Regions from separate parts of the Homo sapiens genome. Here region 1 is linked to region 2. Evidence: chromatin loops called from intact Hi-C (ENCODE). Cell type or tissue: Caco-2. All regions are shown on one strand. Each heading gives the region's core, and the rest is flanking DNA. Links, peaks and the distances in the headings are about the cores only.

Evidence for each region. Hi-C counts contacts between places; a loop is a spot of excess contacts. Peaks named below come from ENCODE experiments on the same cell type or tissue, not always from the same donor. Only the 100,000 strongest peaks of a DNase experiment are listed, where the experiment ranks them.
Region 1: it touches region 2 in a loop (3-fold over the local background); 1 of 110 quality-filtered maps calls a loop at or near these places.

Annotation. Positions count from the first base shown.
Region 1 is chrX:35,800,081-35,817,234 of GRCh38, reverse strand. It overlaps MAGEB16 (MAGE family member B16), which reads right to left. Exons shown (of 2, transcript NM_001370158.1): 2 at 13,463-15,104. The coding sequence starts at 15,038. The coding sequence ends at 14,064. Among named protein-coding and RNA genes, the nearest start is that of MAGEB16, 10 kb to the right of the region's middle. In Caco-2, for the core only: no CTCF peak of the experiment used is centred there; a DNase peak (open chromatin) is centred at 7,254.
Region 2 is chrX:35,852,884-35,870,037 of GRCh38, reverse strand. No RefSeq gene overlaps it. Among named protein-coding and RNA genes, the nearest start is that of CFAP47, 58 kb to the left of the region's middle. In Caco-2, for the core only: no CTCF peak of the experiment used is centred there; no DNase peak of the experiment used is centred there.

The DNA.
Region 1 (17,154 bases), core at 3,955-11,954, 53 kb after region 2:
AGGAGAAGCAATCATGCTGCAGAAGTTCTTCCTTTGCCTTTTGGTAACTGGCCTAAGTAACAGGTCTTACATTTTATTGAGAAAGTTCCTATATCATTGCTATTAGGTTTTTAATTGCATAGGAAAACTGAAATTTAAAAGAATTAAGGCTTTTATATCCATGTAATTTTCCGTATTGCTTTTAAATTTTTTATTCTGTTAAGCTACAGGGTTTTGACTCCTGGATCTGAAAAAGGCACCAACTCCTGCTAAATCTTGAACACTGACAACAGTCAAAGCCTTGTCTTCAGATCCAGGAGAAGGCAACAATCAAAATGAACTGCTTTAATAAGACACAAGGCCAGATATTAAAGCTATTCAAACCTGCTAGGCCCAGGGATTACTGCGGAAGTGGGCACACAAGATTGTAAGGGCTGATTTTGAGGGACAAAATTAGTTGAGTTTTTCCATAAATTAAATATTAATATCAAAGGCACATTGATGCAAGACTAGCATCTGGGGCCCTGTGTTGGAATAACAGGCTTTTCTTAGAGTATTGACCTACTCTTCAATAGAAAATTGTAACAGGTCCCAAAAGGTTTATGGAAATATTACCTTGTGGTTAAACTGATAAAAATTAGATAGATTTATTCAACAGGTTTTGTAAAAATTAGCTTTAACATTAATGATACATCACACACAGGTGAGATTTGTTCTCTTTTGAACAAAATTTTCATGTAATATTAATAAGAGATAATAAAAGATTTTTGTTTACCTTTTGAGTAAACTGCAGGTAAAAGGGAAGAGAGAGACAGATTTAGTTGGCTTCATGCTTTCTTAGGTTTTATTGTTTTAGAAACTGAGTCTCATCTCTATTAAATAATAAAGGTTTCTTTTTTTTTTTTAATCTTTGAAGTATCATTTTGGCTAAATGAGTGACCTGTGATGCTATTTTGTGATATCAAATGTTTTGTACCTTTGATATTTGACAAACTTTCTAAAAGCAAAAATTTAATGTTCTAAATTCAGTCTTTTTGACTTCAAACTAATCTAATTTTTTAGATAATAGGGTCCAAGATTTTTTAGATAATAGAAACCAAAGAGAGACATATTAGGCTTTTTTTGGTATGTTAAACTTATACAGGAAGTATTGTCCAATGTAAAATAATATTTAACTTACTTTGGGTTATATTTATATAAATGTGTTATTAATATGTGTTACAAAACTGTATGAGCTTCCTAAAATTCTGATGTGTATTAGTTGTCTTAACAACATATCAAATTCTGATATGTTGCTAATATTAATTATGATGATTATGTTAAATTGTTGTATGTCACAGAAATAACCAAAATTTCTTGTCAATTGTGTCTTTAACTATGGCTGTCCTAAGACTTTTGTCTTCTACAATTATTGTTTTACTTTGATTCTTCTCAAAAAAGCAGCTTACTGGCCAGGCAAGGTAGCTCACACCTGTAATCCCAGCACTTTGGGAGGTTAAGGTGGGCAGATTGCTCGAGTTCAGGAATTCAAGATCAGCCAGGGGAACGTGATGAAACCCCATCTCTACAAAAAATTAGCTGAGCATGGTGGTGTGTGCCAATCATCACAGCTGCTCAGGAGGCTGAGGTGAGAGGATCACTTGAGCCCAGGAGGTTGAGGCTACACTGAGCCGTGATCACACCACTGCACTCCAGCCTGTGTGACAAAGTAAGATCCTTTCTCAAAAAAAAAAAAAAAAAGAAAAGAGAAAAAGAAAAAAAAATTCAGCTTTCAGTTAGCTACAGTCCAAAACCTACTTCTTTAGGGGAATTCATGAAAATAACTCTTGAGTACAGTTTTCTGGTAATATTGGAGATTGTACCATTGGACTAGAGAGAAAACTTCCAAAACTCTAATTAAAATGCTGATGTGTTCATAAAGATTGCTAACCTAATATGAAGCAGAACAAGAATTAAATGCAGGCACTGAACTAATAGAGGACTGAAATATTTTTTGTGGCTTTTTTGGTTTGAGACATTGCCAATTCATTTTGTTTTCAGAGTAAAGAAAAGATTTTTTGAGTTATTCATAACCTTTAACAATTGAGTAGAATATATATTTGAAAACAGAATTTTAAGTATATTTCTCTTTCTCTCTGCCTGATTTCCCCAGAATTCTGAAACTATTTGTGAATATGGTTAATTCACAGCAAAATAGTTATTTGCATACATTCAATAAGAATCTGCTTTTTTTTTTTTAAATGAAAGGACACAATTGGAGGCACTGGTTATTTTACCAAGGGTTTGACTGGAATGATATTTTCAAAAATGAGCAGAATTTTTTGAGAAATTGAGGTCGACTTATAGAGCTGATAAAAGTCCCTTGGAAAGACTACACAAGCTCCTTAGTAGGGTTTCTGACCTGTGGTAAGTAAATAATGTCACTTTCTGACAGGCCCAAGAATCTTGAGTTATTTTGGGAATAATATTTGGGAATTTAGTAAATTCCTCTCGAGAAGAGAGGAATTAACTAAATTCATAATGATATCTGCAGGCACAGAAAATCCTTGGCTGGACTTGAGAGGCCTTTAAAAATTTAATCTGAAATAAATTTATTTGAAATAAATTTTAAATAAAAATAAAAAGTTCCAGCAAAAACAATTTAAAAGAGACTACATGGACATTAATTATTGCTGTGCTTTATGCAAATGATCAGGCCAAGTATAATAAGACTAAAACTTATTTTTCAAATAAATTAGTCCTACTATGATTTGTCTTTGGTATAAATGGGGTACTACAGAAAGAAAAAATATGTTTAAGAAGAAAACCATAGTACACTTGCTATTAGATTAACCTTCGATTCTTGGGTGGCACCCTGATCATCCATGGTATGGAGCCTCAGTTGTTCTGCATTCAGTTATTAAAGGTTTAAGTTATCAATAAAATTTAAAGATGGATCCAGTTCTTTGAGAGATGGTTCATAGATGCATGAGGAAATGCAAACTAATGAGGAAAAAGTGAAATTCAATCTCTTGGTTATTGTTATCTATAATGGATAAAATGAAAGTAAAGAGAATACTGAATTAAGCCTTGAGCCTGGACCAAGCTCAGATATGGGTCTGTCTGAGCTCTGATTACTAGCCTCAAGCCTACCCACAAAAGGGAAAATTACACCAGGGAACCAGAAAATGCCTCTTGAAATCTATGGTTTCCAACAAGGTAGTCAATGTGGCAAAAGTGCAGAGCCAAACATTTCAATAACTATTGAAACCAGATGATATAATGTGAAAGAATTGTTCCATTTTGTAGACTGGTATAATCAGCTTCCTGAGAAACCTTTTCTAAAATGGACTATGAGAGTAACTAATTTGGAAGCAATGTCTTTGGTTTTAAATGCTGGAGAATGGAAGAGCATGTGTTGGTTGAGGCAGGACACATAATTCTCTATTGAACAATCACAGATGGGTATATAAGACTCAGACACACAGAAGGTTATTCATGAGAAAATAGCCAGCCTCATGGACTGGACACAAGTCGCTGTAAGATCTTTTTACCCTGAGAAAAGGAACTGACCAACTTCACTTATCAATGTCAAGTGGAGCACCCCAGATGAAGCAGTTGATATACTTCATATGCAAGCCATGGGCAACTGGCTTTATGTATTATATTCAGGTAAAACCAGTCCCTCTGGGATCCTTCCAGGGGAAACAGACATGGTCTTGAGAACCCTCAGATGGACTTATTCAAAGACCAGCCAAAGACCCTAGCTTTGGTATTTTTAAAATTTGAGTTATCTGTGTTATTAATCATCTCAGTGAATATGGTAAGCTGTTCCAAAATAAAGATAAATGTACCCAGATCATGGCTATCCAATAAGTGAAATGCTGACCAAATACTTGTGAGTACTTCCAGTTACAGGGGTAATGTTTTATTCTTCATTATTATCCCACGATGCCCCTCCCCAGCATAAAGCACCCAGAAAGACTGACTACCAGATTTCCCATGATTGAGAAATTGAAAAATAGAAAAGGGGGGTGAAACTGACCCAATTGTCCCATAGAACTGATATTTACTGTTTTTTTTTTCAAATAAACATAGAAGTTGACCCTCTTGGTCTTAAAACTTGAAACTTACATTTGTCTTACCTAAGTTCCTTCCTCACAAAATCGTCCCTCAGGCAAGGAGCTGAAATTAATCAGATCACCACATCCAGACAATGAGACACCAGACCTCTTATCCATCATGATTGCTTCCTTACCTTTCCCTAATTTTCCCACCTCCCTCTCTATATAACAACCCAATTTTAATTGGTTCAGGGAGATTATTTCAGATAGATCTCTGGTTCTCCTCCGCTGCAATACCAATTAAAGCCTTCGTCCTTGGTAAATACTCATTGTCTCAGCGATTGGCATTCTGTGTGGCAAATGATGGGTCCTAGACCAAACCCCGGTGTTTCAGTAACAATGTTACCTCTTGCTCCAATAAACACATTTCCCATCACCTAAGATTGATTTCTTTGGTTCACACTTGCAGGCTGGTTCATCACACAAGGCCCAGCAGGGCCACATTTCTCACTTTGAAATTAACTTCTCCTTCTCTTAATGGTTTAAAAGTAAATCTGAGAATCAAACAAAATTTAAAATATAAGTGTAAATTTTGCTGTTGGCTGGGTGTGGTGGCTCATACCTGTAATCCCAGCACTTTTGGAGGCTGAGGCAGTGCATTGCTTGAGTCCAGGAATTCAAGACCAGTTTGGGGAACATAGCAAAATCCTGTCTCAAAAAAAAAAAAAAAAGAAAGAAAGAAAGAAACCGACCAACCAACCAAACAAACAAAAACATTAGCCAGGTGTGGTGGCATGTGTCTATAGTTCCAACTACTGGGGAAGCTGAGATGGGAGAATCACCTGAGCCCAGGAGGTTGAAGCTGCAGTGAGCTGAGCCATGATTACGTCACTGCATTCCAGCCTGGGTAACAGAGAGAAACTTTATCTCAAAAAAAAAAAAATTTGATTTTTTCTGAAATAATCTCTCTATGTCTGTTGTCTAATATTGTCTCTATTGAATAAATGTGAGATAACAGAATACTGAGAAGATACTTTGGCATTAGGTGTGTCCCCATTTTCTTCAAATCATACCCAGTCTGCTTTCCTCTCTATTAGAACAGGTCACTTTCCTATTTTCTTGCTAACAACCTCCTTCTTCCTTTGGTAAGCTTTACTTCCTATTAATAAAACAAGAATGAATATACCCTTCTCTTCTTCTGCAGAAGAAGAGTATATGAGGAAGTGTAGATCCGCAGATTATCAGAGAGAACATTATTTTCCATTAATTGATGCCAAATATCACAGTCAAGTGTATTATTTCCACATGACACTTCTTTTGGTCTGCTTGGCTCTCACACTATTTGGGTTTTCAAGGTCAGACCCGGACTCTTTTTGGCAAGTGGATTATGTGTCATTAAGACATAGTAGATCTTCATTTCATGGAGTGCAGAGAACTCCTTGTACTTTGAAAATGACAGAGTTGGTGGCTGAATTGGTGGCAATGTATACATCTCTGTATTCCTGCCTCACAGCAATGTTAATACTTTGCAGGTAATAATTTTCCCCCACTACCTCTAGTCTGTTTATTTCAATTCTAGTTTATGTGATGCCAAAGTGAGCATATAGCTCTTTCCTTTCTAGAAGACCTTAGGCACTGTATAAACTGATAGAAAGAACACCCCCCTTTTCTGATACTAGCCCTTTTTTTGGCTCCAGTACATATTGTGACCATTTATTATCTCTACTATTATTTCTCTGCCTTTTTGTATTTCAGCTCAAACGCATTTCAGTCCCAATCTCTAATTTATCTTGTTTATCAGTATAATTACTTTTTCTGCTTTTTAATACAGCTTTCTTGGGAAAAGTACTTCCCCCAAATACTACTGTCTGATCTGCCTGAATTGGTATGCTTGTCATGTTATTCTTTGTTTATAAATAAGACCCCTCATCCTGGCATTCAAGCCCTTCATAATGTGGCCCCAGCACTCCTAAATCTTATCACTCATTACTTGCTTTCTCTTTTCTTATGGATGACTCAAATCATACTTCTTTTTTCCCGAAAAACACTTAGCTTACCTATCTCCTTGCCTTACACCACTTTCTTTTTCTGATGGAATATAACTTTTCTCTTGCCCCAAAAACAACCTTTTCAAAATTTTAGCATACTTCAAGGCCTATTTCAAATGTCACTTCCTCCCTCGAACTTTTGTTTGAATACCTTGCCATCTTTTACCTAATAACACTGTGGTTTGTCTACTTGTCATTATTCTTTTACTGAATTATGTATTTCTTTAATGCTGGGATGCTTCTATAGAATAGTTCGCTTTTTTTTCTAACCACCTGTCACTACTGCTTCATGAAATACTAAAGTTTGGTGGAATAGATATATTCAAGGTCATTTTGTCATAAATGTAATAAGACTTAGTGGCTTCCTTAAGATCTCAGGGCTGGTTATGAGAGCTCCAAGAGTATCAAACAATAACAGTTCATGTGGACTCTACTATGATTTCCAAAATTTCTTTCCTAAAATTGGAAAGTGGCAACAAATATGTTGTAGATAAATGATAATTAAAATTATCTGGCATCTTAATGAACATCAGATATAAATAAATTAACTAATTTTAAAAAGCTTACTCCTTTTATAAATGATACCTGTAAGTATTTGAGCAGCCTGTGATGCCCAAATCTTCAGAGAAGTCAAAGTCAGACTTCAGCAAAAACACAGTAAGTTTCCTTGGTAATTACCGGAGTTCTCATCGAATTTTGAAAATAGTGATTTTCATCTTTCAACACATTCCCATTTATGGTCCATGATGCACCCTCAGCATATGTTTGACATTGTTTGCTAGATGAATCAATGAAAGAATGAGTGAATTAAAGTACCACAGGCTCACATTTAAAGACTCAAAATTTGGAGCTTACCACTTGGCAAGTTCTTCTGAATCCAAGAAAGAAACTCAATGTGTTAAGTTGTAACTGCTGACCTAATTTGAGAATTCCCTTGGGAAACTTTCCTTGAAAATATAATTATGGATCTCTCCTCCCCAGGCCCAAGCAGTGTCTTGGAGTTAGAGATGCCTGTAATAAGGTGATATTTTGGCCGGCCAGGTTTCCATTAGCAACTAGAGAAGCCAGTTTCCACTAACCCTTTACTATAACTCTGATGAATGTATAAGTTAAACATTAAAGAACTGGAGAAACTGGTGCCTGAGTACAAGGGCTGGAATGTGAAAACAAACCCATTAAGACCCTGTCTGGGATTTTTCAGACCCTAACGTCTGATCCAATGATAAAAGCATTCTTACACATACACCTGGTACCAGGGTCCACTTAAGATTAAGAAATTTTCCCAAGGCCCTAGAGAAACTTACCAGACCCCAGACCCTCGTTAAAGATTAGCTATAGATTCAGTAAAACACTCTTGCTTGTAGATGCACACCCGCATGTAGGCATATAGCTTAAATGTATATAAATCCTGAAGAAAAACTTGTAACTTTGAGTTGGTCTGGTGAATTTCCCTAACCTTCTCCCTGGGGCTGGTTACAGAAGTAAACTCTCTTATTTCCCAGTCTGTCTGCATTTTGCTGGACTGTGAGACCCAGCAGGTGGACCCTAGTTTTGTCTGAGTAATATGTGTGATGATTCCTTCATTGGGCCCCTCACATCTCATTTTCCCCTAGTCAGTTCAGAAAGGAAGAGTACAGTCTTCACAGGGTCTAACTCTGTCTGGATTGTTTTAAGAGACATGTCCATACCAAGCCCAGTATCTACAAAGAAACTGAAAACATTACTACTAGGGTAAATCCTTTCTAATTTCCTCCTTGCAGTTGGATACTGCCTTCCACTGCTCATTGGTATTTTTGATGTGTCTCAAATGTCTTTCATTACTCACTACCATTTTCATATCTCTGATCACAGTGGAGAGGGTCTACTGTACAAAGGATGAAATATCCATTTTCAGCATGAATCAAGACAGGTCCAAGTCCTGAAAAACTGGCAAGTGTTCAAACAGAGAAGTCAAGACATGTAGCTTTCCTAGAAATGACCAATAACATTACTGGATATTGCAGAAGAGACAACTATACTTTGCCTGACAGTAGACAGAGACATTCTAAAGGATGATGGGTGTCTGCAATGCCTCTGTTTTTTGTCATCCAGTAGACCTGTCCACTCTCATAACCATACCACATCTAGCTATTACTGGTGATTCAGATTCCCCAAACCTAGTCATTTGAGTTGCCCTGGACCCTCCACCCAGATCCCCCACCTTCTCTTCTAGTCCTTTCTCCATCCTACACTAAACTCTGCTGTATTAGTCCGTTTTCATGCTGCTAATAAAGACATACCCAAGACTGGGTAATTTATAAAGGAAAGAGGTTTAATGGACTCACAGTTCCACATGGCTGGGGAGGCATCATGATCATGGTGGAAGGCAAAGGAGAAGCAAAGGCACGTCTTACATGGCAGACGGCAGAGCTTGTGCAGGGGAATTCCCATTTATAAAACCATCAGATCTTGTGAGACTTAGTCACTACCACAAGAACAGTATGGGGGAAACTGCCCCCATGATTCAATTATCTCCACCTGGCCCCGCCCTTGACACTTGGGGATTATTACAATTTAGGGTGAGATTTGGGTGGGGACACAGCCAAACCACATCATCTGCATTCAGAATTGTGACTACCATCCTGCTCTGGGCTCTCTAGACTTGGTTTTGTTGATGTTCATGTGGTTCATGTGGTTCATGTGGTCTCTTTCATGAACCCTGAAAATTGATTTCCCCCTGGATCCTCATCCAATACTAAGTGTGAGTGTCTCATCTGGCCCCATTCCCTATCACCTGGTCATTCTAATTGAATCTAATTTGAGAAGCACTAAAATTAAGCATTTTGGTTTATAAAATAAAATATGTATATTTATAATATTTACATGCATTGCTTTGTGAGAATATGAATGGGTAAACATTTGGGGGATGAAATTTTTGTAATATTTATACAAATTTAAAATCTCCACACACTACCCACTTTAACCTAATTTCCACTTTGCTATCAGAATAGGCTTTAGCTTAATATTTTATGTTCAGAATATTTCAGTTCTGTAAGTTATAGCAATAAATGAGTAAACTAATTATGTGCACACTGGAAGGAGATGGCTAAATTAATCATGGCACATACATGCTACTGGGTAGTTCCACAGGTGAAGTACATCTAAATGTGTTATCATAGAAAGATCCTGCATTCATGTTATGAAGTAGCAAAATAATATGGCAAAATAATATGCACCTCACTAGCCATTATGATTAATAATCACAATATATTTTTATAGCACCTCTATGTATGAGAAACCCTAGCATTAGCTTTAAAATGATATACCCTATTTATTGTGATTATCTCTGAGGATGGATCTGAATTATGAGGGAATATCATACAGGTAGAAATTGTGACTTATCTGTATTGTTAGAATTGTTTTGTTTTTTGAGACAGAGTGTTGCTCTGTTGCCCAGGCTGGAGTGCAGTGTGATAAAAGAAAAACTTCAGTCGAATTAAATGTAAAGGAGTTTAACTGAGTAATGAATGATTCACGAATTGGGCAGCCCGCAGAATCACAGCAGATTCACAGAGACTCCAGGGATGCCTCATGGTCAGAACAAATTTATAGACAAAAAGGTAAAGTGACGTATAGGAATCAGAAGTAAGGTACAGAAACAGTGAGATTGGTTACAACTCGGCATTTGGCTTATTTGAATGCAGTTTGAACATTCTGCAGTCTATGAGTGGTTGAAGTATGGCTGCTGGGATTAGCCAACACTCAGCTTTTGTTACAGGGGCATACTACTAAGTTAGGTTTTCAGTTTTGTCTATTAAGCTAGGTTACACTTCATCCACAAGGACTCAAATATAGAAGTATGGAGTCCTTTTCAGACCATATTTAGTATCCTTTAACAAGCGGCATGATCTTGGCTCACTGCAACCTCCGCCTAGAAGGTTCAAGTGATTCTCCTACTATGTAACAAACAAGCATCACAATTATTTGTCAAAAGGACCCTGTAAATATCTACAGTATGGGCTTACCATATTTCACTCAAAAGCACCATTCTGCGCTGTTATTTTCAGTGACCACTATAATCAAAGTATACTGAGAATTTTCTCATTACTTTAGGTAAGGGTGAAGGAAATTTATTCTTCCTCCTCTGAAGGTTTGAGTCTTTAATTCTGCTGAAATAAACTGACAATGAACAGATTAACAGGAAAAACTCATAAAAATGTATTAAGGTGCAAGAGCACTGCTGTTACACAAAATATGAAATTCAAAGAAGGGCCAGGTAACTGAAGTTTTTATACCATACAGAAAGGGGTAGGGGCTTGAAGCTCCTTGAAATTATGTAAGGTTGAAGAGAAGCATGGCAAGCAAAGGCTTTCTTGTTAGGCAGATAGTGTCCTAGGTACTAGTCCTAAGAAAGAATAGATGTATCCTGTGGCAAAAGTTTCTCTGTAAGAGATTTAAAAGTTATCAGACCTTTAGCCTCCTTTTTCTGTGAGTGAATCTTTTTTACAAACTTCTTAGGCAGATAAGGGGGCCTCAGAGAAAGCCTCTGCCAAGCATCCCGTTCGCCTTACTAATGTAGATTTTTTTCTACAGGTGTAAATCTTCCCTAAGAAAGGACAGCCTTTCAGAGCTATTTTCAGAGCTATACAGCTCCTCTGACTAGCCATCTCCAAATATGTCAAAGAAATATATATTGGGGTGGCCTATTTTGGTTTCCCACAGGTGCACTGACAAAACCTTGACCTAGGATTCTCTGCTATCTATCACCTGACTAAAAATGCCTGAACATCAGCACAGGTGCAGTTATGTACAGTGAAAACCTAGATTTTTAAAAATTAATCAATTAAATATTTTTTTCTTTTTTTTTGAGACGGAGTCTCGCTTTTTTGGAGTGCAGTGGTGCGATCTTGGCTCACTGCAACCTCCACCTCCCGGATTCAAGCAATTCTCTGCCTCAGCCTCCCGAGTAGCTGGGATTACAGGCGCCTGCCATCACATCCGGCTAATTTTTGTATTCTTTGTAGAGACGGGGTTTCGCCATCTTGGCCAGGCTGGTCTTGAACTCCTGAGCTCGTGATCCACCCGCCTCGGCCTCCCAAAGTGCTGGGATTACAGGCATAAGCCACAGCGCCCAGTCAAATTAATCAATTAATATTATCCAATGGTATCATGTCTACCAAGAAATTATATTCTACTGTCTAGAAGGACTCCAGAATTTTCAGGACTTGATATACTACAGATGTTTGCATAGTTACTTTGATGATCTTTTCTCATGTGCTACTTACAGGAGAAGCTTTGGCTTTTAAGCACTAAGGTAAGCTCACTCACTGGTTTATGTGGCCAGTAGACTGTGTCAAACAAGAAATCCCATTAAAATTCTACTGCAAATATCAGGGTGGTTTTCAAAATCCTGTTTCTTGGGGATATAGCCCCAAAACTAGTAGATGCTTTGCCAAATCAGATTATAATTCACTAGCTCATTTGCAAATCATTTTGACAATGTGTTGGAGATGTTTAGTGGTGATGAACAGGTCTAAATTTCACTGTCAAAATGACCTTTTGCATTGAACAAGATATTGCTATCAGAGGGGTTTTAAAGTGAGGAATGGGCCTACCTGGGAGTTTGGATACCCTAAGTCGGGGGAAGGGAGGTGATTCTGGACGGTTTGTTCCACTGGGAGCAGGGTGCAGCCTTCAGAGGACACAGTGAGCAGCTAGTCAGCAGGTCAGGGTTCCATTTGGACAAGAGTGCACATCAGAGAAAACCCAGGGGAAGGGTGTGGTAATGCAGGAAAGAGCTAGAGCTGGATAATGCCAGCCCCTGGGCAAAGGTAACTTTAAAGGAATCCTGGGGCTAAGGGCATCAGGATCCCATGTAAATGAAGCCCACAGACAATCCTCAAATTTTATTTGGTTATCACTTTCACCTTTCTTCTTTACACCTGCTTTTGGTACTTCAGATGGAAGGACCTTTTTATCCCAAGATGCACTGTGTAGTAGTGAAAAGACAACTGAATCAAGAAAAAAGAAGACTGGCCATTAGGATGGAGAAGTGGAACAGAGTAGGCTCTAGAAGAATTCAGACCACAGGTTTAATCTCAGGTCTGTCATATATGAGACCTGTGAACTCAAGCACATGCCCAAGCTTTATGAATCTTAGATTCTTCATCCTAGGGGTGAGTTTGTTAATGCATGTGATAAAAAACTGTTGGAAAGAATGCAATGTATGAAAAGCATCAGGCGCAATGCTTGGCATATCTTGGGTCTTTAATGAAAGGCAGTTATTACCGTGATTATTTTCATCACTGACCCTACCTGCCACTAGTGATGTTTTCCAAGCTAGTATGTCTCAGAGGAGAACAAGAAGTGCTATAGAAAATGAAATATCACATCAACCAAATGCTGTTTGAAAAGTAAATCTCAGCCATTTTTTTCCATTCGGAAGTTATGTCCTTCAATCATGAGGGCGAGAGTTTCTTCTTTAGCTGATGCAACTCCTAGAACAGTTAACAAGGACCAACACCTCGCCTCCATCCAAACTACCCGTGTTTTCATTTATTTCACCCCCACCAAAAATATAAACATTCTTTAGAGTAAGTAATTAAAATATATTGAAGATAACCTATTCTAAATATCCCTTAAGTGGAGTGGTACTTGGTTCTTCTTACCCAGGGTAATGACTACCAACCCAGTGGCTTTTGTGTATTTCATCTCAAGAAAGTGTCACTGGTATCTCTCAGAAACTCCTTGAGACAATGCATGTAACAAGACTTAATTATGAACTATGTTCAGTGACATACGGATAAGAGCAGAACAGTTTCCATTCCTTCCCTGGGTGATTTGTCTCTGGTTAAACCATGATCCCAAGGTAACTGTGATGAGGAGTTTTCTACACCAGGCTTTTGGGTCTCAACTCTGAGACAAGCCATCTTGAGGTCTGATCCCTGATCACCACTCTCTCAGCCTCATCTTTCACCACACCCGAATTAAATTAAAAATTATACTCATTGAAAGAATTTTAATCTCTCAAAGCCCCAAATTTCTTTGCCTCAGGGAATCTATATTTGACAGTCTCATATGGATTCCCCCCAACTTACCTATTAACTCCTTTTATTTGTCCTTTAGATATCAGAAAATATCCCACAACCATCATTGTAAGATTTCTGTTCCTATAAGTTAGAATTATAAGGAGAGGTCCTAGGCTTTGTTCATCCTAGCATTCCAGTATTATTCTGATTATTACTAAAGAGCAAATGCTTAACTAAGGTTTGGGGAATAAAAGAGATAGTGAGGATCCTGTGCAATTTATGGAGATCTATTTCTCGGATATTTCTAAGTTAAGCAAATTAATGCATATATCATTTAATTTTACAAAACAAAAAACTAAAAGGTATTCAGTAAGAAATACATTGATCATCTTTTATCTATTTTTTATTCCAAATATTTTAAAGCAAAGTTCTTAGCAATGTCATGTCATGCTATACTAGAACACAATATAGATGGATGGTTTTCTAATCTGTTTTACAAAATTAACAAAACCTTTGCTACTAAACTGCATGCAAAACATTAAACGGATATTTAAAAGCAGAGTTCTTAGTAATGTCATGTCATCCTATATCAGAACACAATATAGATGGTTTCCCAATCTGTTTTACAAAATCAGCAAAACATATGCCACTAAACCTCATGAAAAACATTAAATGGATGACCAATATTATTCAAAACTTAAGAGATCTGGAAACTACCTAAACTTCTATTAAAAGAAACATCATCTGAATAATATAGCCATTAAAAAATAAAAGAATAAACTGTCAAGTTACACATACAAAATAGGGATATAGATGATATATACTATTTTTCCTCCAGCCCCACCCTGGACCTGCATCCTTGAACACTAACTGCCTTCTGCAAATGTTACATAAAACATCTATCCTTGTCTTCACTAGGTATGGGAGAAGCTACCAGACATAGCACTGGAACTCACAGTGGCTGTGGAAATGGAGTCAGCCCTGACTCAAATTCTGGCTCTAGCTCTCTCTTCTTCCTCTTTCAGAGCTTCCGCATACTGAGATGGGAAAGAATGTGGGTAAGACCCATGAACTTTGGCCACAAACTCCAGGACTTTCATCTTGCTGGTTTCAGCTTTGGCTCTTGGGCCCCACAGGAATTCATATCGTGCAGGATCACTGTTGGCCACCTGCTGGTACTCCAGGTACTTCTCCTTCACAAAATCTTTGGTGATGAGCATTCTGGGCTCTCCAAAGATGAAGTGCTTCTTCCCAGAATATACTCCCGTCAAATTCAGCACTTCCCAGACTTCCTCTTCAGTGGCACGGTTGCCCTTCATGAAGATCACACCCAGGACAATTATCAGGAGGCCAGTCTTGGGCACACCCTTTTCACCACTCAGCATCCCATCATAGGTGAGGCCCAGTTTGATGAAGAGGCCATAGCAATGGGTGGTGGGGTCCACCTCCACCACATCAAGGCCAAATATCATCTCTAGGTGCTCAGAAGCTCTCAGGAGGATCTCAGAGAAGTGGCTCTCATCATCTTTGATGATAATCTTCAACATATCTGCCTTTGTTATTGGCTTTTTCATCTGACACTTGTGCAGCATGAAATTCACCAAAAAAGCCACTTTCTGGTCGAGAGCATCTGCGGGCACATTCCTGGGGTCTGATGTATCCTCTGAGGAGCTTGGACTATCTTCCTCTTCTTGATTGCTGGAAGCCTCATCAGATTCACTTGATGAGGTGGTTGTGACGGCAATGGAAGAGGAGCAGAAACTCTGAGGAACCTCAAGAGGACTCTCTGCCTTAGCAGCAGGAGCTTCCTTCAGTTTGCCAGGCACTAGAGGATGGGAGGAGGAGAGGAGGGTCTTCTCCAGAGCCTTGGAGACCTGTGCAACCTCCAGGCTCTGGGTCTCACTGAAGGTCTGAAGGTGCTGATCATGTGTGCATCGTGGACTCTCCTGATCCTGAGACATGATGACCCTTGTGGGTGGCAGTAGGCAGGAGTGTGGACAGGAGGGCAGGCAATGAAGAATCACTGCCTAAGGGAGAGAGAAAGGGTGTAAATGTCCTCAGCTGGTAAACTCAACTGCGGTAGCTCTGATGGAAGCCACTGCCTATAGACTTCTCCTGACAGCAGTGTTATAGAGCCTCACAGATCTGATATTGTGTTTTCTGGGTCTACCAAGAACCTGAAGGATGAAGTGAGAATTCTCAGGGTGCAGCCAGCCAACCCAACGTGAGAATTTTTCAGGTTCACAGTAGACACTTGTAGTTGGGCTCAGTACAGCTCCTTTTGTTCTGAGGAGGGTAATGTCATCAGTTGATGGCCAGAAGTGCCAGTAACTTGGCACCTGATAGGGCCTGTGCCACTTCCCCTGTGGTAATGTGGGGCTGTGCCCCCAAGACCAAAGTCAAAAGGAAGTGTCAGGTACCTCCTCCAGTTACCCAACCTGGAGTTTACCAGGGCTGATAGCAGGACCTAGATTCTGTGAGAGGCACTGTAATGGTATGGGTAGTCCCCTCAGTTATTACTCAGGTGCCTTACTTTGAATCCAGGCTGGTCCTGGGATCCTTCCTTCTGTTAACCTAATGTTGTCCCCTCAGACAAAAGGTTCCACCTCCTCAAGACCCTGGAGGAGGTAGTGAGGTGTCACCTCCACCTAACAGCTTTACCCATACCCACTCAGGGCTGACAACAGTGCAGTACTTGAGTCTTCAGAATCCCTGCTCTTCTGGGGTGGGTGGCCCTTAGTTTTCATTCGGGCTCCTTGACTTGGCTAGTGATGGTGACTTACCAGTATACTAATGCCACTCTCCACCTTCAAGAATACCTCATCCTCCTGAGTCACCTGAGAAGGAAGTGATAAAGGACACTACCTATCTGCAATTACTGGGGATTCACAGTGTTAATAACAAAGGCTGTACACTGTGAAGCTTTCTTTGTCCTTGTGTCCTGTGTCCTTTTTCCTCTGTGGACCTTACTTGGGGTCCTTACTGTGACTTTTCACAGGCCCCGGCCTCCCTTGTCTACTGATCTGATATGATGTAGGTACACTAATCAAGAACCTCACATGACAGAAACCCTCAAAAAGGAGGAGTGGGTGCTTGTCACATGATCCCTGCCCAGTGCTCCCTGGCTGAAAAAGTTATCAGGGCTCTTTGGCGACATATATCCTGGAGTGGATTCCTATTGGTCCTTACTCTGTGTCTCTATGTTAACTCCTTGCACTTCCTGGACACCCAATCCAATGCTTATCTGAACCTTTGCCTTCATTTCAAGACTACCACCTCCATAAGACCCCAGTGTATGAAATAAGCAGGACAGGGCTCTGTGGCGATTACTCTTTTCTGGGGTGAGTGTTCCCATCGGCCTCACTTAATGTCCTTCCCTTGACTAATGGAAGCATCTGGGACCTGATATCACTTCCTTAGACCAAAACCTTTGTTATCCTGAGTTCACTGAACAGGAAATAAGTAGATATCTCATCCTGACAGCCCTGCCCAGAGCCTCCCACAACCGACAGCAGGGCTAAGCAGGGCTACGTTCTGTCCTCATTATCTGGGATGGGTGGTTCCCTGAGACCTCACTCAGGGTCCTTACTTTGACTACTGGTTGGGCTTCAGTCCCCATCTTCTGATAGCTAATGCCACTCCTGCCGAAAAAAGAAAAATCTCATCTCCCTGTGGCAACTGTAAAGGAAGAGATTAGACATCTCTCAGTCTTAAGTCTGTGTCTTCACCTAACCTCTCGGTACCCCTTATGCACCTACCCCTATATTGACTTGAGGCTGCTATTCAGACCATGACACTCACTTCCTGAGACCCCTGAAGATGAAGACAGTATGGAAATTCTTCCCACTCCTGCCTTGGACTTCCAAGGGCTGAACTCAGAGGCAGAGTGGAGCTCATGGAGATCCCAAATGTACTGGAATGGGTGTCCCCTTCATCTATACTCAATGTCTACAATTTGGCTCCAGGCACTGCGAGAGACTCCTCCTCTCTGCTGGCCTGATGTTCCCTCCTTATGCTAAAGATTCACCCCTCAGTGACTACCAAGGATGTGAGGGGACACTTCATCTAGATATCCAG
Region 2 (17,154 bases), core at 4,089-12,088:
GTCACAAAAAGATACATATTGTATGGTTCCACTTATAGGAGGTACCTAGAGTAGTCAAATTCATAAAACAATAGAATGATGGTTTCCAAGGTTTGAGAGGAGAGGCCAATGAGTAGTTATTGTTTAAGTAGTATGAAGGTTTTAGCTGGGGAAGATAAAAATATTTTGAAGATGAGTGGTGGTGATGGTTAAACAACAATGTGACTATACCTAATGCTATAGAATCATGCACTTTAAAATAGTTAAGATGGTAAATTTTATGTTATATATATTTTACCACAATAAAAAAAAGTTTTTCATGACTGTGATGGATTTGAAAGATCATTATCAACAATTCTTTATCTACAATTTCTTGTAGCTACTTCAAGGATGTAAGTTTATATAAAGCACTGTATTTATGCAAGCTCAAAAATAATATACAATCACATACCAACACATAAATCCTTTGTCATCATTTCTTCACCCGGTAGGTTTTGGAACCTTGCTGTCAGGCCCAGTTGCCTATCTCAGGAGCAGATTGTAATTCTAACACTATTGCCATATCTAACTTCTGAATATGATCTTTCCAGAGTGAACCCAGCACTGTCTATATCAAACTAGAACTGGGAGTCATGAGCTCGGTCATTTTAGAATTAAGAACTTGAAACTATCTCGGGGGAATGTTTCTCATCACTGACCTCCTGAGTAGTTTCTGCAGTCTAAGCTTCCCAGCAGGCAGCCTACTCTTAGTTGCAAAATCCTTAAACTCATTTTCATGTTATCTATTTTGAGCTGTTAATTTATCCACAATAGAACAAATCTTTCATTTTCACCAGTTATTTTCTCATTTTCTTCACATCTTATTGCTCTTGCTTTTTCATATACCTTATTCTACACACACACACACACACACACACACACACACACTTTTACCATGTCTTCTGCCTCACATTTTGTTTCATTATGCCATTCTTCTTTAGACTTTTATAATTTCTCCTTAAACATTAATATATCTTGCTGCTAATGGCATTCTGAAACATGCAGCTCCTCTTATGCATGTTTTTTTGCTTCTAAAACACGAGAGGCCTCATGTCTGACACATTTCTATTTATAAAGTAATACTTCCTCTTCAAATTACTATTTTGTTTTAGAAATATCTTGCGATATTCTAAAGTGGCACCTGGTTACTGGCTTTCTTGCTTTATTGTGAGACCTGAAGCTAACATTCTGTTTGTTCAGAGACGTTCTGTCTGTGATCACCAAGTCTATGTTCCTTTGAAGTCTCAGCAATGACATCCTCAAGTTGAGCTTCCAGCACTTTCCTAAACATCTCAGACTTGGGGATTTCCCATTTCATAAAGTCAGTTTCCTGCATAATCACTTCCATCACTTCCTCTTTGTCACTAAGCTTTTCAAAAATCTGCTTTTGGGAACAGGATTCTGCCATGCACTCAATGAGCTGTGAGAACTCCTGAAGGGCCAGCTTTTGCTACTGATAGACATCTTTGAATCATTTGGCCTGGGATTTACAGCTGTCTGAATGTGAAAGTACTAAAAAATACCCATCATTAGCAAAATTTGGTCCTTCTGGAGTTCTCACAGCTCAATGAGTACATGACCTCACAGTGTGGTACTGCTATTCTATTCTCTTCAGTCTAGATGTGGAATCTCCATGTTCTTAGGAAAATGTTGCTGTATCCTCAAGCTGTCCCTGAACCCATTGAATCAACTATTTCATCTATAATTTATTTATCCATCTATATTTTATCTTCATTTAATTTATAAAATTTCTTTATCTTGGTTTGAATTCTCTATGATACAAGATGGACAAGGAAAGGGCTATTAGGTCTGTGTGCATTCTTGTCATTTCCTACTTAGTTCTGGTTTATCTTGCTAGGGTTCTTATTATTCTTACATAATCTTCAATTCAAAAGCTGTTCTCTAAATTCTGCAATTCTGCTGCACATCCTCATTTGTGATTAATGTACTTATTGGACTGCATCATGTTCTTTAGAGAGCCTTAATTGGAAAAAAACACTTTTTTATTGTGCATGTAAAACCAATGAATGATAAATGTAATTGAAAAATACTGTAAAAGAAAAAGAAGGCAGAATTTCAGTATTTCTTTACACATCATACATATCAAAGTTGGGGTGTGTTAGAAGAATTGCTAACATCCAAAACACAAGTTGATTATAGCTCTTGTATATTTTCTCAATTTGTATCTTCAAAAAATGCATGCTTTTGAAATCCTTAATTTCATTTTGCCCTAGATTACACTCTCTTCTGAAGATGAGTCTGTGAATAATGTCTCTCTGGCTTCTACAGGTACAACCATGATGTGATAAGGGAATTGAAATTGTTCTTTTAGGTCCATGATCTTTACTTCAGTTTTCATTAATGATTATGTATAAAACTGTTCCTCCATGTAGCAATTACACATACAGACACTTTGGGCCAATGGGAAAGCTCCTCTTCACCTTCTGAAGTTTTGCTAAAAAATTAACTCAAAAAAGACAGATTAATAGGAGAAAAGGCATACAGATATATTTAACGTATATACCCGGGAGCCTTCAGAGTGAATGTATTAGTCTGTTTTCATGCTGCTGATAAAGACATACCTGAGAGTGGACAATTTACAAAAGAAAGAGGTTTAATGGACTTACGGACCCACATGGCTGGAAAGGCCTCACAATCACGGTGGAAGGCAAGAAGGAGCAAGTCACATCTTACATGGATGGTGGCAGGCAAAGAGAGAGCTTTTGCAAGGCAATTCCCATTTTTAAAACCATAGGATCTCAGCCATGCATGGTGGCTCATGCCTGTAATCCCAACACTTTGGGAGGTCAAGGTGGGCGGATCACGAGGTCAGGAGTTTGAGACCAGCCTGACCAACACAGTGAAATCCCATCTTTACCAAAAATACAAAAATTAGCCAGGCATGGTGGCATGTGCCTGTAATCCCAGCTACTTGGGAGGCTGAGGCAGGAGAATTGCTTGAACCTAGGAGGCAGAGGTTGCAATGAGCTGAGATCATGCCACTGCACTCCAGCCTGGGCAACAAAGTGAGACTCCATCTCAAAAAAAAAAAAGAAAAAAAAAAAACCATAGGATCTCATGAGACCCATTCACTATCAAGAGAACAGCCCAGGAAAGACACGCCCTCATAATTCAGTCATCTCCCACTGAGCCCCTCCCACAACACGTGGGAATTACGGGAGCTACAAGATGAGATTTGGGTGGGGACACAGAGCCAAACCATATCAGTGAAGAACCAAAGATAGAGGGGAAAATATCTATTTTTATGCTTAGGTTCAATAAAGTATGAACAGTTGTGTAAAAATATGGTTGGACAAAAAGGGCATAATCTAATACTGAGTGAGGAAACCCAGCAAGGCCTGTATGCCTAGATTCTCCTCTCTGAGCATGCATTCTTTTCTTCTGGGTGTGGGGCAGAGCACTCTCTGGAATGCGGGTCTTACGACCTACAGTCAATGTATGTCAGATAATTTATGGCCAGTTTTTACAAAGAAAGGTGGAGGGAAAATTAGAGTAATATTTTCAGGTTTTATGGCTGGTTGTAGGGAAAAGGGGTTTTGATTGCTAAAATCCACCTTGGGGTAGAGGAATTCTGATTTCTACAGCTAGCCTCTGTGGAGAAAAGGAGTGAAAGACAGTAGAGCAGGAGAAGGTCAGAAAAAAACTTTCTCTTCTGAGGCTGCTTCTGAAGCCTTCATTTTGGGGCATAGTTTTCTGAGCCCCAACAACACCAAGAAAAAAAAAAAGTCATATTCTGGGCTGTATTTTCCCATGCTATCTTCCATTGCTTATAGAATCTCAGGTGTTATGTAGTTAAGTATGTTAATGGCCATGGGAGACCAAACAGTTCATCATTTATCTTCAGTCATAACCAAGGGTCAGCCAGGAAAATATGAACTAATTTTTTTTTTTTGAGATGGAGTTTTGCCCTTTTTGCCCAGGCTAGAGTGCAATGGTGTGATCTTGGCTCACTGCAACCTCCACCTCCCAGGTTCAAGCAATTCTCCTGCCTCAGCCTCCCGAATAGCTGGGATTACAGGCATGTGCTACCATGCCCAGCTAATTTTGCATTTTTAGTAGAGACAGGGTTTCTCCATGTTGGTCAAGCTGGTCTTGAACTCCCGACCTCAGGTGATCTGCCCTCCTCGGCCTCCCAAAGTGCCGGAATTACAAGCGTGAGCCACCATGCCTGGCCTGAACTTTTATACTCAAAATAACATTATCAGGTTTAACGTTTCTGTGCACATAGTAAAGTTGATGGCTAACACCACTTCCTCAATGTAGAATCTTGCCAAATAATTCAGAAGATTGCCTTCAGATTTACTAACCAGGGCCAGTAAATCATCATTCACATAGTAATGCATTACTAAGTACAAATGATTTTCATTTTGAAAGCATGAACATTTCAAGCATCTTGAAAAATCCTTTTTGAGATGAAAAGCATGAAGTGATCTACTGTTGATCACAATTTACCAACACATCAAGTTCTCCTTGGAAATGAGCGTTCTCTGTGTTTGTTTGTTTGTTTGAGATGGAGTCTCGCTCTGTTGCCCAGGCTGGAGTGCAGTGGCAAGATCTCAGCTCACTGCAACCTCTGCCTCCCAGGTCCAAGTGATTCTCCTGCCTCAGCCTCCCGAGTAGCTGGGATTACAGGTGTGCACCACCACACCTGGCTAATTTTTGTATTTTTAGTAAAGATGGGGTTTCACCATGTTGGCCAGGCTGGTCTCGAACTCCTGACCTCAGGTGATCCACCTGCCTCGGCCTCCCAAAGTGCTGGGATTACAGGTGTGAGCCACGACCCCCGCCCATTCTCTGCTTTTTAAAGCGTCTTCCACTTGCTGAGGATTTTCATTGCATAAATCTGTTTGGTATTCATTTTTATAACAATATCACAGAAAGCATTATTTTGAACTAATTTTGTGAGACTTCATGGTGAATCTGCATTTCCTTCATCAGTTGTCTAAATTGTTTAGTCCACGGAAGAAACTTATCTCATGCATGAGAAACTCAGCCACATGCTTATTGCAGCACAGGGCCAACTGGCTATTCTCAGTGCGCAGGCAGAGGTGTACATCAAACACTGTCTCTACATTCAGGATACTCTCTACATATATTATTCAAAACTGTTGTTCAGTGGAGATTTGTCTATTATCCTGTTTATTTTTCATTTATTCAAAAACATAAATCACTATGAACTCTAACATTTATTTTACATAATTAGGTATAATTTTACACTACTTCATTTCATCCTTCAAATTGTCCCAGATTTGGTCATTGGAAACTCTTTGTGTTGTTTTTTTTTTTTTTTTTTTTTTCTGAGACGGAGTCTTGCTCTGTGGCCCAGGCTGGAGTGCAGTGGTGCTATCTTGGCTCACTGCAAGCTCTGCCTCCCAGGTTCATGCCATTCTCCTGCCTCAGCCTCCCGAGTAGCTGGGACTACAGGAGCCTGCCAACATGCCTGGCTAATTTTTTGTATTTTTAGTAGAGACGGGGGGGTCTCACCGTGTTAGCCAGGATGGTCTCGATCTTCTGACCTCGTGATCCGCCCTCCTCGGCCTCCCAAAGTGCTGGAATTACAGGCATGAGCCACCGCGCCCGGCTGGAAACTCTTTATACTGGCTCCTGTGTTTCTTTCTAATGCCCTTCCCTTTGTTGCTATTTTTGAATACTGTGCTTCTTTACTTTGTATCACTATAAGATACTTCCTGTTCATAAGGCATATTTTTTGTTCCAGTTCAAGATCAGCCAGCCATTTCTCTAAGAAACTCTAGTTCCTCTTATTGGAGAATGTAATTATTTATTGGAGAATGAGTTGTAGGTGTGTTCATTGCTTGGTGGTGTCAATGCTTTTAGACCTTTTCAGCTGACAGAGCAAGAAAATATATGTGCCTATACCAATGCCTACATATGAATATACCTATAAATATTAATGTATGAATCAACCTATAACTATTTTAAGCTAAACATAAGTTCTTTCTAATATCTCCAATTCTAATCCAGTATCACATGGCTAATTCTAGCCTTTGTCCCTTGCCTGTCTGTAACCTCCCATTCCAACACTGAGAAACCTGTATTTATCATCCGCCATCCACTTATTTAATTATTAAATTTAGTTTACATGTGTAGTGTTTTTGGTATTGCTAACCTATAACACATGGGAAACAATTTTAGCAACCATAATTTTATTGCCATTAAATAGTCAGTTTATTAAGAAAATTGAATAAAATTATTTTCAAGTCATTTTATGCTATGTGGTATAATATTCATTACATGTATACTAAAACATTGGTGTTTTAATGGAGGCTAAACCACTCATGTTCTAAATGATAGGCAAATTAGAAATGTACAGTAATAATAATGCAGGAATGTCTGGTAGACAAGCTTGAACTAAAATCAGTGCTAGTGATCAGAGGGCACACCATGGTATGTCCTAACCAGTGGATGAAATCTTGAAAGTTTTAGAAAAAGCTTCTAAAAATAAATTAAAATCTTTGTACTTCTATGCAGGTTGATAAGCAGCCACTGTCATCAGTGCCCACATCCAGTGCCTGAGCTGCATCAAACACTCCTTCTGGATTTTGGATGCATTCAGGACCTAGTGACTAAAGGGCTATGCCCTGGCATGGCAGAGGTCCTTCAGGAGCCTGTACTATTTATCTGTAGTTCCTTATACGTTGTAGGATTCATTGGTATTGGAAGTTAATTTTTTTAATATCACTCTTTTTTTCTAAGAAACATAATTGTATGTATAAAGAACATAGTTATTATGGTTATGACATCAGGAGCAGTGGTCCTGCACATTTGTAATTGGTTGGTGTTCAAAAGCCTCAATGTCATTAACAGAAAAGCTGCCACTGAAGTGTCTATTCTATGAATTGCTTGGTACACAAACTACTAGGTAGTGCCTGATTAAGTTGTCCCCTTAAAACCTATAATAATTAGCAGTCTTTCTAATCAAGGGTAAGATATGGTTTAGCTGAATTTTTGGCCTTTTTGTAAAAAGAAAGTAGGCATCTATTGTTTACTTTAGGAAGTTGCTGGTTTTAAAATACTGAATCATCTACACATTCTTACTTTGAAGCAGGTAACAATAAAAAGGAACCGTGTATACACAGATAACGATATGTGAGTTTAGACATAGTTTAAAGAATAAACAAAGTATAAATTATACTTTACTCATTAGTAGGTTTTAACCATCCCATTATAATTTTAAAGCTAAATCAATACTTGGTGTTTATCATAAATGTGCTGAACATTTTCTGATGAAAATGTATTTTAGAATGTGCAGATCTGATATTAAAACTTATAATCATACTGTGTTTATCTATACTACAGAAGCATTTTGTTAGCCTTGTATAACATTATAAACACTTTTGATGCATAATAAAGCTTGTTATGCTTGTCTCATTAATATGATCAGGAATTGCCACTTTTGTAAAGCGAAATCTTACTATTTAAAAAAAAAGCTTTATAAAACTAAACTAGAAACAAGAAATCAATGGAAGTTGATCCTAGATGTATTCAGTATATACTTAGGTATTTGTGAAGGTTGTACCTGGGTATAATAGGTCAGAATTTAGTATTTTAAAAGTATTTTACACGTGCTTCTTCCTGCTTTTTTTGAAGGAGGTAGAAACCTGCATCATATTGAGAACACTAGCAGAGAATGAATCACCCCCAGAGTCAAATCACTTGGAGTGTGAATGCACTAATGCTCGCAACAGCTTAATAAGTGTAATGTAGGTAAATTAATATCCACTCTCTGTATGATTTTCTGGGATGTTTGGATTAAAAATATACTTATAATCAGTATGTAAAGTGAGTCATATACCTCTAAGGGACCCTACCGGATAGTGAAAAACAACTTTTGAGATACTCAAAGCGCCCTTCACTGATTAAGAACAGCTGTTCTTTAGGATGTTTTCATCTTGTGGACACCATTTTTAGCTCAGATCTGCTGCCCATGATCAAGGAGACATCTTGAATTTTAGCATGATGGTTGCTAAAAGGTAGGCAGTGGGAAATCTCAGGAGTATTTCAGAAAACATTTACTTGATTAAAAGAAATTTTCAATTATTTCTAAATTTATATTTAGTGGAAGCCATATCAGTTTTAATTTTCAAGTATCACAGGAATATGATCTTGAAGGCATTTTGGTTTACAAGTCAGTTTTTTTGTTATTACAGTTTATTGCTTTTAAAAGTTTTTTTGGAAGCAAAATAAAGAAAATGATATAAAACTTATTTGAATATTTTAACAAACCAATGTAAAGTAAATGCTCTTGGATCCACAACTCTGGTCAAGAAATAGAATGTTACTAGCACACCAAGGGTCTAATGTATCTCTTCTTAATCATAGCATGGGTTTAAATATTTTAGTTATTAGTTCTCTATAACTATGGTTTTCTATAGTATGGGGCATTTCACATAAGAAAAATTCAGCCTTACTTTTTATGCTTACTAGATGTGTTATAAGAAATCATAATTCATTGACTTCCTTCGGGTTAAAAATAAAGGTAGAATATGGCACTACTAATGGAAATATTTTGCTCTGTTTATAAATTTCCATCTAAGGTAAAACTAGCTATACTTCTTCCATTCCTTATTTAATTATTTTATTAAATATACTGAACGATCTTATTTTAATATCCTTAATTTTATTTAATTTCAGCATTTAATTTTTTAACCTTTACCTACAGCATGAACATTTTCACTATTCCAACCGAATAGAAACCAGATTTAAAAAGTGCTTTGATAAAAGTGTTTCAGAATTTTAGCAGACTATTTAAAATTCATTATTTTGATCTTTGGATTTTATTTAAAGATGAATGCCATTTCAAATAATCTTAGAGGACTTATTCTTCTTGTTACTTTTGAAATAAAATTATTATTGACTTGCATTAATCTCTCGACGAAACCAGTTTTAAATACCATTTTAGATCACCTGTCATTAAGTATTCAAATAATATTTACTGTAATAGATAAGTAACATATGACCTATGCAGTAGAGTTCACTTACAAATAAGATCTAGAAATGAAGATATTTTACTCAGGAGGGCGTTTCACAATTATACTTAGTAGATTTTGATTGGCGTGCCAAGAAACTGCTTTCCTAAAGGCTTCACAGGTTTAGGAAGGATATGAAGTCTTTGATTGGCCATTCTGTCTCTTCTTACTTAAGTAAATTCTATGGAAAGAAGCATCAACGGAGGAAGTTGAATTCATTTTTCTGCTACTAAATTCAAAAGGTAGTTCCAAATTCTATTTTAATACTTGTAGCGATGCCTTCCTTTCTTCCATTCTTATTTTCATCCCAGTTTGTATAAACTTATGAGAGCCTGGTGTGCTCTGTTTAAGACTATATATTCAATATGAAGAGCAGCGGTTTCATGTTTTACAAGTTCTGCAGACACTTTTAACCTCAAACCATTCATTAAACCAACTACATGAGAGAATTTTTTTTTTTTTGAGGCGAAGTCTCTCTTTTGTCCCCCAGGCTGGAGTGCAATGGCGCGATCTCCGCTCACTGCGACCTCCACCTCCCAGGTTCAAGCGATTCTCCTGCCTCAGCCTCCCGAGTAGCTGAAATTATAGGCACGTGCCACCGTTTTTGTATTTTTTGTTTGTTTGTTTTTGTTTTTGTATTTTAAGTAGAGACGGGGTTTCACCATGTTGGTCAGACAGGTCTCCTACTCCTGACCTCGTGATCCACCCACCTTGGCCTCCCCAAGTGCTGGGATTACAGGCATGAGCCACCCCGCCCGGCTGAGAGTACTTTATTTTACTCTCTGTTGTGAGAAAACGTATGACCAAAAGTTACTGTAAACTCAGCAACACTTAATTTAATATAATTAGAGGAGAGGATTTTGAATGTTCTCACCACAAAGAAATGACAAGTGTTTGAGGTGACGGATATGCTAGTTACCCTGATACGTTGCACAATGTATATATCTATCGAAATATCACACTGTACCCCATACATATATACAATTATAATGTGTCAGATAAAAACAAAATGTTTAAAAAATTCAGTGTATTTACTATTAAAGAAGGCACTAATAGCCATAAGATCATGTTTAAAAACAGGTTTTTGGCAAGTTATTTATCTGACTGCTGTGCGTAAGGACATGGAGAGCCTCAACTGCTTCTTACATATTTGCTGCTTTTCGGGTGTCTTCAGGCCAGAAATCGGTAATCATTTTCACAGATGATGGAAACTGGTTGGTAATTCTACCATTGAATGTCTGCTATTAATATTGAGCAGAGATGTTTTTGATAAATTTTATTGACCTCTGGCCGGGCGCAGTGGCTCACACCTGTAATCCCAGCACTTTGGGAGGCTGAGGCAGGAGGATCACCTAAGGTCAGGAGTTCAAGACCAGCCTGCCCAACATGGTGAAACCCCATCTCTACTAAAAATACAAAAAATTAGCTGGGTGTGGTGGCAGGTACCTGTAATCCCAGCTACTTGGGAGGCGGAGGCAGGAGAATCGCTTGAACCCGGGAGTCGGAGGTTGCAGTGAGCTGAGATCACGCCACTGCACTCCAGCCTGGGCAACAAGAGTGAAACTCTGTCTCAAAAAAAAAAAAATTTATTGACCTCTTATTATAAAGGAACAATGCAATACCAATACAGTTTGTCTCTTTTCCTATCACTGGCCTTACACACACGATAATGTCTTGAAAGAGATCATGTAACTTTGAAATATTAAATAAGCTAAAGATGTTTTTGGCTGTACTTGGTATAACACAGTTTCTGATTAATTTTCTTTTTGTCTTCTCTTCTAAGTCACTCTTCTATTACTAGGAGTTTGCAGCTGACCTCACCTTCTGCAACCATATTCCCTAGGAAAGTGATGCCTGACCAACTTGTTGCTTCCCAAGTTCCTGTGGTGATTTTATTGTGGCCCAGTGGATAACATTTCCCTGGCTCAGGCATCGGTATTTAGCTTCCAAGCTAGTGATTTATAGTCAACAAAAAAATTCTGCTTTGTCATTGCTCTAATCAAAAAGAACATTTCATGGTGAGAGTTCAGAGATTTGGCCAGATGATTGAGAAAAATACATTTTTAATAACGATTCTATCAAAGAGAATTCCATTATGACACAATGTTGATAGCCTCCTTTAATAACTTGTACGGTCAGCTCTAACTTTAGTCTGTATTACAATATATTTATTTAAAAAACCTTGCATTCAAATAGATTAATTATAGGTACTTCAATGCATAACTACCTCTTCTTCTTTTTGAAAAAATGCCCACTAAAAAACATGCTGAAATTATTTAAGAGATAAAATAAAAATAACCCATAAAAATTACTTCGTTTATGTTTTAGCTAGTTCTTGGCTCTCTTCTAAAATAAGTACATTACACATTTCTAAGGAATGGCTTAATGAAAATGAGATTGCTGTGTTTATATGGGTTCATGTCATCACTGTGGGATTTTTAGCTTTTGGTTATCAGCAGGTTGCAGATAATGATTCAGATAATATATTTAATGACTATTGCCTCCACTGAGAATTCTTTGGAATTAACCATTAAAGATGTAAGGATGCAAATAGCAGAACTGTTAATGGTTCCTATGGTTTACAGATAATTTTTTGACTTAACTTCATTAGTCATTATAAAGCTGATTGCACTACCAGAGCAATCTAACATATATAGAAGTTCTCTTTGGGGCCTAATGCAGTACTGTTTACTCTTTTGAAGTAATCTGTGTACCTTTACAAATGCTTACAATTTATGTCCTACCCTTGTATATTTATGTAATCACCTCTCTCTTTTTCTCTTTCTATGTGTCTGTGTGTGTGTGTGTGCGGGTGTGTGTATCTGTGTGTGTTTCTATCCATCCATTAGGACAAAAGAGTATATAAATCTAGAGTATATGCACACATATGTACACATACATACATGCAATTTTGCCCAAATTTAAGTATATTTAGGGAATGGCAATTTTTCACTTTTGGCATAATTCATTCCTGGAAACAGTATTTTAAATTGTGTTAACAAAAGATTATAGAATTTTTCTGTAAGTACACTCTCCTGAAAAGAAAATATGTATTGACAGATATTTATCCAAGATAATGTTTTAAAATAGTAAAGGTAGGCCCTAAAAGAGATTTTCAGATTTCTCAAATGTTTATAGAAATTGCAGCCTTTGTTTATTTTATCAGATTATTATCTAACAGATGAGATGATTATTGTGAAAATAACTTACACAAATTCAAGCTTCTGATAAGTGAACATATATTTCTAACCTTGGTGAATATTTGTAGACTCGTGCTATAAAAAATAATTCTCAGAATTTATTCTGCTGTGATGAAACCATTAGAAGATATACATTTGCATGGACCAGGCACATTCAGATGAAGTTAAAACCATTAGGGCACTAAATCAGTTTAACACTTAGTTTAGAAGTGTTTATGTTCATAAATAACGATGTCTTTCAGGGCTACAGATAGCAGTCTGTGTTATTGCAATGCCCATTAGAATAACTACACTCTACTTCTTTTCTTTTTCACTCGGAGATAGTAAAATACAGAGGAGTAAAAGCTACATTATTATAGAGAAACGTATGAATCTCTGTGAGCCATTAAACTCGAGGTTGGGAGTTCGAGACCAGCCTGACCAACATGGAGAAACCCTGCCTCTACTAAAAATACAAAATTAGCCGGGCATGGTGGCACATGCCTGTAATCCTAGCTACTCAGGAGGCTGAGGCAGGAGAATCGCTTGAACCCAGGAAGCAGAGGTTGCGGTGAGCAGAGATTGCGCCATTGCATTCCAACCTGGGCAACAAAAGCAAAACTCTGTCTCAAAAAAAAAAAAAAAAAAGAATAAATGAATAAAAACTCTGGAAGTCTATCACAACTGGCAAAACAACTATTGATGTCTTCAAATGTGGTAGAGACATTCTTGAATGCTGCAATATTATGGACAAACTGTACTGTTATAAATATACTAATTACACTACCAGAATTAAAATTCACTTGTCCCATAAATTTAGCTAACTAAAAAAAAAAAAACTAGCTATAGTAAACATTAAATATTTAAATAAACATAATAATTAACTCTTTGTGTAGGTTAAGTTGCATGCAAATAATGTTGTTACCAGTCATTAAATTGAGATATATTTGGATACATGTAAGTAGTACAAGCTGCTTTAGAAAGCTTGCTGAGGGAAGTTTGTTTTCTGCAGTAACTTTGCCTGAAGCAAGTATAGTCATTCAAAATCATTTCACTAATTGTTAGTCTTCACTTTAAAATAATAGTAATAAGCACTTGCTTTGGATGGTGATGGTGGTGGTAGTTGGTTTCACAATGAATAGCAATTTCAAAGGTTGACTCAACTTCTTTTCTTCTCCTATTTTTCATTTTATTCGGCCCTACACATTGAAAGCAGTGAACTCTTTCTTTAACCCTTTCTAGTATCTTTTAGTTTTGCCAACATGTAATCTTTGGTTCAGCAGCCTTGAGGAAAAAAGTTTAGACAGGCAACTGTAGTAAAACTAGAGAGACCTGCTCCTAAAAGCCACACCATAAAGCCCTGCTCTTTTCTCTTGCTCTGTCCCTATTTCTATGAATTAAAGCGATTTTCAATAGAACTGCTTTTTGAACACAAAACCCGTTTTCTGGTAATACACATAAGAACAAAACTTTCACTAAGATCGAAAGATATATCATACCACTACAATCTTAGAGTACATGGTGTATTTTTGACAGGTCATCATAGTATTTCATAAGCCATTGAGAATGAATAAAATACTCCAATTATAAAGCCATTTATCACAGAAATTTAAGATAGAACTTCAAAATTTCATCCCTAAAATAATTTGGGAAGACAAGGATAAAAGTCTCTTAACTTCACTAACAGCTGAGAGATTTGAGATTTGAGTGTTATTATTTCTCCAATAAGTTAGATGATGAAAAAGAGTTCCTTACACACTTTCTGTAATATGTTATACATGGTCATTGTATCATTCAATTTCAAAATTATGGTTCTTAAAACTATCATTTGTATTTGATTGATTATACTTTATTGTGTACCTGGAAATTGTGGATTGATTTACTTTTTATTTTTTATTTAGGTATTTTTGTTTGCTTTGTCCTTTTATAGAAGACACTGACTTCTTTCCTACAGTCTAGCTGTGGAGATAATTAGAAAACAGAGTTGAGATAGTATTGTATGCTTGGGCCTGGAGAGAAGGATGTGGTGAGTGTGTATGTGGGGGGTGCATCTGTGTCTGTGTATATGTGCATTAAACTCGGGAACACAAATGAATCAGTCAGCCTTAAATGAAACTGCCATTTTTGTAGTTTACCATTTTGTACTGTTCAACCTAATATTTAGTGATTCTTTTAATGCCTGCTGCCTTAATGTAAATCTAATGGGTGCCACTGCAGCTTCAGGCATATCCCATAATTAATTTGTAGCATTCAGAAGCATGTTTTTTTTTCGCAGCAAGAAATAGAGATAAGTCCAAAACAGCCTCGTGAGTATATAAAAGTAGAAGTAAATGAAGAGTTACATCATTATCCAGAAACTTGAGTCAGATTTGATTCATTACACGTAACACATCTTTTAATAGTCTAATAATATATTAGTAAAATGAATCATGATGCCCTCACAAGAGACTGAGATATTCTTGCATGTTGCAACATCAGAAAATAATGATTGCCACTGGATGAAAGTTTGATAAGGAAAGGGATGTTCACATGGTCTCAATGTGTCCTCCACAGGTTATTTTTACATTCTTTGATGCTTTCATTGAAATAAAATATTAGTTACTTAATATACAAGTGTTGGTTAAGATTAACATAAACATTGGGATGATATATTAAAATTGATACATTTTATAGCTAAAAATGAAACAAATAAATCAGAATTTCATAGTAGCAATGTAAAATGACTTACTGATTTATATAGCTTATGAGTTTCATTCATAAACATGTATTGCTAATGTGTTCTGAAATGTATTTGGATGATCACACTTTAATTTTTCTTACATTATGTATGTAAGAAAAAAATGCACTAAGGCATGGGAGTTTTATAGGCAGTGTTCATTAATCCTAGCATTTTTAGTTTAATAGAAGATTGAGAGCTTTCATTGTGTGAAAATGTAGGCATTGAAACTGCCTTTTCAAAATTATGACAGGAAGAGGAATTTGACCTAGTTGACTCCATTTTGCTTCCAACATCCCAGCTGTCCTTGGTGATTCCTGGGTGTAAGCCAAGCTAACTTTGGGAGGAATTAAGTTTATAGTTTAACCTTAAAGCAAGGATGATAATAGTTCTTCCCAAAACTAAACCACTTTTATAAAAGTAATAAAAGACCATAAGGTTAGGGTTATACAAGGGGCCTGAATTCTGCTAAGATGTAGGCATTGTTATACAATAACTGGCCATTGTTCCAGAGGTCACAAGATTTTTAACTTCCCTAATTACTCCTGTAGATAACATCACTATTACCAAACCTAAGATTGGCCTTTTGAGACGTATTTTCAGACTTTTGCGTTTCTGATTACCGGATAACTCCACCAGGACACTCAACTCTTTACTCAGTCTTGTGCCCCTCCCCCAACCACTGAGAGGCTGACTGGGAGCATGAGGACCATTTTTCACACCACTATGATTGCATCCACAACCAGTCGTCAACATCCATTCCCTAGCCTCCTGCCCACCAAACCATCCTTGAAAAATCCTAACCTCCGAACCTTTGGGGAGACTGATTTGAGTGATAAGTCCAGTTCTTCCACAGGGCTGGCCTCATATCAATTAAGCTCTTTTTTTGCTGTAATACCACTATCTCAGTGAACTGATTTTCCCTGTGCAGCAGAAAGGAAGAATTATCGGGCAATTACAGCATTATAAAAATACATTTTTGAATTATAATAACAAAACTAACATCCCAGTTATAAGCCTATGACATTTATTGTATGCTGATTTGTACTAGAAATAAACAGACTCTTGTCGATAAATTCTTAGCAGAAGTTAGTCAAATGATTTGGCTGAATGAACTAACTCATATCCTATAAAATGTGAACTAGCCAAAAATTAACGTGATATATTTGGAGTATATCTGTGTGTGTATGTGTGTATATATATATATATATATATATATATATATATATATATATATATATTTGTATATTTAAATACAAAAAGGATGCACCATAGAAAAAGTGTTTACATAGAAGTACTTTATTTGCATAGAAGTAGATCAATTATCACCATAATCCTTAGCTTCTTGTGGTTCTAAAAGACTGCTGTTCTTAAACAATCACTAGGAGGAATGTACAGGAGTTGATTTCCTGTAGTATCAGAGGACTGTATACATGGATTGAAGTTTGTTACAAAAAAAAAAGTGATATTTATTTGTTTGTTTGTTTCTTTGTTTTTAGAGACGGGGTCTCTTTCTCTCTGTTGCTCTGGCTGGAGTGCAGTAGCACAATCGTGGCTTGCTGCAGTCTTGAACCCCTAGGCTCAAATGATTCTCCTGCTTTAGCCTCCTGAGTAGCTGGGACTACAGGTATGTGCCACCACATGAGGCTAATATTGACAATAATTTCTGATGTTGTCCGTCACTGTGTCTTTCAGTTTTGGGATCTTGGAACCACTGGAATAGAATCTCAGAAGAGTCTTTCCAGAAGGCTTTACACAACCCAAACACAGTGTACACTTTATCTGCAGGATCATTTGGGGAAAAGCTGATAAAGAAAGATGCTCACACAGTTTCAGAGTTACTTTGAGGTGCCTGTCAATTACAAAGGGGAAAAGGTAGTTTTAACATAAAATATCCTGTGGATACCATTGTAGCCAAATGATCAAACTCAACGTCACTAATAACTTGGTGCACTGACCTGCTGAGCTTCCTGATGGGATATAATGAAAACTAATTGAAAGCATACATGAAGCTCTCTTGCCAGAAAAGGTTAAGCTTTATCCAATCATGTGTTGATGAAAAGAGTCAACCTCTGTAAAATATTTGAAGAGATTTATTTTGAGCTAAATGTGAGTGACCATGGCCTGTGACACAGCCCCAGGAGATCCTGAGAACATATGCCCAAGGTGGTTGAGCTACACCTTGCATTTTAGGGAGACATAGACATCAATTAATATATACATGAGATGTACA